2 separate regions of the Homo sapiens genome follow, and region 1 is linked to region 2. The links are chromatin loops, found by intact Hi-C in ENCODE. Cell type or tissue: heart left ventricle. All regions are shown on one strand. Region 1 holds the start of KAT2A (lysine acetyltransferase 2A). Region 2 overlaps ATP6V0A1 (ATPase H+ transporting V0 subunit a1).

The links. Hi-C counts contacts between places; a loop is a spot of excess contacts. Peaks named below come from ENCODE experiments on the same cell type or tissue, not always from the same donor. Only the 100,000 strongest peaks of a DNase experiment are listed, where the experiment ranks them.
Region 1: it touches region 2 in a loop (2.3-fold over the local background); 10 of 110 quality-filtered maps call a loop at or near these places.

What each region holds. Positions count from the first base shown.
Region 1 is chr17:42,120,408-42,122,907 of GRCh38, reverse strand. KAT2A (lysine acetyltransferase 2A) reads left to right here and starts at 1,541. Exons shown (of 18, transcript NM_021078.3): 1 at 1,541-1,942; 2 at 2,079-2,202. The coding sequence starts at 1,604. It overlaps HSPB9 (heat shock protein family B (small) member 9), which reads right to left and starts at 104. Exons shown (of 1, transcript NM_033194.3): 1 at 1-104. The coding sequence starts at 57. RefSeq lists a silencer at 1,425-1,674. In heart left ventricle, no CTCF peak of the experiment used is centred here; DNase peaks (open chromatin) are centred at 278, 484, 1,527 and 1,927; H3K4me3 peaks cover 1,314 bases; H3K27ac peaks cover 580 bases.
Region 2 is chr17:42,516,214-42,518,713 of GRCh38, reverse strand. The region is part of intron 21 of ATP6V0A1 (ATPase H+ transporting V0 subunit a1); the gene reads right to left. Among named protein-coding and RNA genes, the nearest start is that of MIR5010, 3.3 kb to the right of the region's middle. RefSeq lists a silencer at 1,115-1,164 and an enhancer at 1,608-2,107. In heart left ventricle, a CTCF peak has its summit at 1,075 (motif pointing right); DNase peaks (open chromatin) are centred at 63 and 1,073; H3K27ac peaks cover 2,313 bases.

The DNA of each region.
Region 1 (2,500 bases), 400 kb after region 2:
GGGACACCGGGATGCCACCCGGCTCTCGTTGGAGAAGGTGTTACCGACTCTCTGCATCCGAGTCAGCAACTAACTGCTGTCAAAGGGCGCGAGGCTCCCAGCGCAGAGCTAGGCGCACGGACGCCCGGAGAGGAGGGACCTCGCGCGGCCTACCCGAGCTCAGCTCCGCTCGCTCGGTTCCCTTCGCTTCTGCAAACGCAGGCGGAGTTCGGGATCAGCCACGCCCATCTTACCTCCAAGAGCCAGACTGTCAGCGCCCTGGCGCGCCCGCAGCTGCTCTCCTCCCAGACTCCGACCCTTTCTCCGCCCTTCCCCACCTTCGTTAATGGACCCGGGGAGGCCGCAGCTGTGAAGGAACTGGATCCACGACCAGGCCAGACCCGAGGGAGCCGCACCCTGGCGCAGCCAACAGCAGATTGATCCCCCAGCTGGAAGGGGGCTGTCTTGCCTTCTAAGGACCAGGCCTGGGGCAAGGATTGTTCCTAGACAGAGCCAGGGGAGGGCGGCCTTCCTGGGTCATCCACCCTACCTCTCCCTGACCACCCACAACCCCACGCGGACACGCGACACGAGGAGGTGGACTGGTCTCTCCGGCTGCATTAATTCTTCCCGGGGCGTCCTGTGCTGCAGGCTGTGGTCTGGGCTCTGGGGCCACAAAGATGAAGACGCAGTTGGGGCTTCAGGAGAGTGGCTCCCAGTGCACAGAGAAAGACCTAGCCCTCCTCCGCCTCACCCTCCACGTCAGTAGCCTTCTTGGTGACCATCATAACCACAGCTATGCCTCTGGTGCTGTTATTTGATAATTTTTTTTTTTTAAGAGACAGGGTATCATTATGTTGCCCAGGTTAATCTCGAACTCCTGGGCTCAAGCGATCCTCCCATCTCGGCCTCCCAAAGTGCTGAGATTACAGGCGTGAGCCACCTCGCCCAGCCTATAAACTTTATTTTTTATTTTTTTGTAGAGATTGGTGGGGGGGGTCTCCCAATGTTGCCCAGCCTGGTCTCGAACTCCTGCAGGGCTCAAGCTCTCCTCCCGCGTGAGCCAGCCACCCGGCCTGATAAACTCCTTTTTGTTGAGTGATACTATTAAATACATACATACTGAAAAGCGCAGAAAAAGGTGCAGGTGAATGTCAGGAGGAGAACACACCCAAGTCACCACCACACTACTGCAGAACTGTTGCTACATCTCATCTCTACCGCAGCTGCAATTCCGTGTCCGGAGCCGCGTGGGGCAGGGCCTGTGCGGGAGTTGGGGGAGGGGGTTAAGTGGGAGACAGGCGCGTGAAAGAGGCAGACCCCACGATTCTCCCCAAGACTCCTTGTCCCCAAGAGGACAGCCATCGTGACTCTCCCGGACTCCATTAAAAGAGATTACAAGTGAAGAGGGGTCAATGTGGGGCCTTCACTCAGGCCTCACTTGGCTGTCAGGGGCCAAGAGACAGGACAGAAAAGTCTGGAAGCTGGAGGCAGTGAGGGGAAGGCGCGGGAAGACTACAACTCCCGTCATGCGCCGCGCAGCAACGCCTGCGCACTGAGCGCTGGTTGCCCATGCGGCCCTAGGGCTGGGAGCGCGGCGCCGCTCTCCGCTGCGGGGGAGGCCATGGCGGAACCTTCCCAGGCCCCGACCCCGGCCCCGGCTGCGCAGCCCCGGCCCCTTCAGTCCCCAGCCCCTGCCCCAACTCCGACTCCTGCACCCAGCCCGGCTTCAGCCCCGATTCCGACTCCCACCCCGGCACCAGCCCCTGCCCCAGCTGCAGCCCCAGCCGGCAGCACAGGGACTGGGGGGCCCGGGGTAGGAAGTGGGGGGGCCGGGAGCGGGGGGGATCCGGCTCGACCTGGCCTGAGCCAGCAGCAGCGCGCCAGTCAGAGGAAGGCGCAAGTCCGGGGGCTGCCGCGCGCCAAGAAGCTTGAGAAGCTAGGGGTCTTCTCGGCTTGCAAGGTGGGGGCGGGGCCTGGGGTGAAGGGGCGGGGCTTGGGGCATCCCAGGGCTCTGGTGGGAATGGGGTCAAAGCTCTGGCTGCGGAGCGGCTCTTGCCCCAGAGGTATAGGTCATTGACTGATCCTTCCACCTCCAGGCCAATGAAACCTGTAAGTGTAATGGCTGGAAAAACCCCAAGCCCCCCACTGCACCCCGCATGGATCTGCAGCAGCCAGCTGCCAACCTGAGTGAGCTGTGCCGCAGTTGTGAGCACCCCTTGGGTAAGGCAGGCAGCGCCCTTGGAGCTGGGGGCAGGTGCTGGGTCCTGCTTGGACAGGGTGACAAGTGCCACAAAGCTTCATCTCTGAAAAAATCAAAGATGCCTCGAAGGAGGGATTGGGTTGGGGGGGGGTGTGCACCAAGGGGGGAGAAAGGAAATCTCTCAGCCCAGAACAGGCCCAGGCAACCCAACGGTTGATATCGGAGCAGTCAGTCTCACTGTTGGTCACACTGGTTGGAGGAACAGAGTGTGTATCTTGCTTGGCTGTGAAGAGGGTCAAGAAGCCTTGTTGATTTCTT
Region 2 (2,500 bases):
TCTCTATCATCTCTTCCAGCTCCAGCACTTGGCAAAGGCCACCTGGTGACTCAGAGGGATTAACTGGGGCCAAAAGACATCATTCATGCCACGTAACAGGAACTCTGTTTCCTCGAGTGGGTGAAGGAGGAAGGAGTCTTGGGGCCGCTTCCCTTCCCTGGTGGGGGTTGTGACTGAGGGCAGGCAGTCTGGAAAGACAATTCTGGGCTGAGCTGTTTATGTAGCCTGTTCTGCCACTCTCTGTGCCGTTCAGGGCCTACAACACACATCTGTCTGACGGCCTGAATATCAGGGCAATGATGGCAGCCTGGAACTACATTTCAAGAGTTCTGAGTTCTCCTGGGCAGCCATTCCCTCAACTGCTCCATGCTGTCATGCCGTGGCAACACTGCATTCCTAACAAGAAGCTGGTCCCCGATTCTGTCCCTTTAATCACCACCCAATCTGTGAGTGTACAGGTAGGTGTACATCTATGTGTATGTGGAATTCGCTAGGTAAGGAGAGACCAGGTTCCTTGGAAGGTATGCCCTGGGGCAATAGTTCTGCATAAAAATCAGTTTGATGTTTACAGTGATAACTACAATCAAATCCCTGTCTCATGCCTTCTCTGAGGAAGAAAAGATGTCTAATTATGGTAGGTAAGAAGCCAAGCACACTTCATGTGGCAGGAGGGAGGAAAAGAGAGAAAACTCAGGAGACAGAATTAGCAGATTAATACATTAGCCTGCTCACTGTTTTCAAACACATCACCCCCCTTCCTATGATGCTGCATGAATCTCACACTAGTGGTTTATATGTTATCGAATCAAATGTTTTTCTTATTGTCCCCACTGAGGAGACCAGAACTTGTATAATGGGGCAGCCCTTGAATCAGGAAACAGCAGGGATAAAGTGGGAGGTATGAAGATGCCTAGGATGGATGCCAGGAAGAACAGCAGCACCATCCCTACAGCTGGTTCAGCAGCCCCAGAGGCTCCACCCCTGGTAAGAGGGCCACAGCTCAGAACGCCTCCTGCAGTCCTGGGCCACAGGGAAGATCCAGGCATCCTGGACGCACAGCCGCATTTTGCCAGGAGGGGGCGCACAAGCACCAATTTCATTCACTTCTGTTTTAGTGGTGGGGGAGGCGCCCCACTCGTGTCACGGGAACAGCCCTCCAAAGACGAGATTCTGGAAGTTGCACAAAGGAGGTTTGCACTGTTTTTTCCTCTCCTACCCAATACTCCTATTGCCAAAATAAATACGACATATATGGGGAGGCTGTTCCTTGCAAACAGCACCTGAGGGCATTCTGATGGTATCCTCTGCCTCCTCTGGGGTCTTCTCTCACTCTAGACAGGCTAAAAGCAGTCTTTTTATGGGGGACCCCAGGCAGACACCCTCTCTCTAGGGCATCCCAGGTTTTTTTGTTGTTGTTGTTGTTGTTGTTGTTTTGAGACGGAGTCTCGGTCTGTCGCCCAGGTTGCAGTGCAGTGGCGCGATCTTGGCTCACTGCAACCTCCATCTCCTGGGTTCAAGCGATTCTCTTGCCTCAGCCTCCCGAGTAGCTGGGATTACAGGCGCCCACCATCACGCCCAGCTAATGTTTGCATTTTTAGTAGAGATGGGGTTTCACCATGTTGTCCAGGCTGGTCTCGAACTCCTGACCTCAGGTGATCTGCCTGCCTCAGCCTCCCAGAATGCTGGGATTATAGGTGTGAGCCATCGCACCCAGTAAGGGCATCCCACTTTTAAGCAGAGCAGCCACTACCCATCCTAGAGCACCTGCTTTTGCTGTGGCAGCACTTGGTGTGTGCATTACTTCCTACTTGCTCACAGTAATCTTGGCAGTGAATGTTCTGCTCAGGTTCCCTGCCTGGTGTGACAGTGCTGGAATTCCAACCCAGGTCGCCCAATTCCGGAGCCTGCTGTCCTGCCACTCATCACTTCAGTTCAGGGGGACCTGGGAAGACACGGGGAGGCCACAGGTGAGCCTGAGGAGGAAGCAATCTTCTGGCAACAAAATGAGGCTCAAGCCCAGGCGGCCTTGCTCTGCAACAGTGCCTTGCTCCCGCCCTGCCCAGGGAGATGACCGGCTACCCACGTGGGCTGGAATCAAGGTGAGGTGGTCACTGTTCCCTCAAACCCAGGGCTCAAGAGACAGGAGTGAAAAGAAAAGAAAGGAGGCCAAGGGGCAAGAAAAAGTGAGTCCTCAGAGGTTCTCGTGCACTGAGGAGGGCTGAGGAAGTGTGCTTGCGGGGGTCGGCTGATAAGCTTAGAACAGGGAGGCCAGCCAGATGAGCTGGGTGGGGAGGAGGGAGGCCAGGAGGGAGAGAGCCAGGCCAGAGGAAGCCAGGTCTACTGACGCAGCAGGGCTTTTGAAGAAGAGTGCACCCTAGCCACGTCTTGCCCTTCCATGCCTCACTCTCCGCCCATCATTCAGAAAAACCCACAGCTGAATCTTTGAGGAGGCTCAGGGGTCACCCAGCCATGAGAATAATCAAAGATAAAGGGGAGTGGG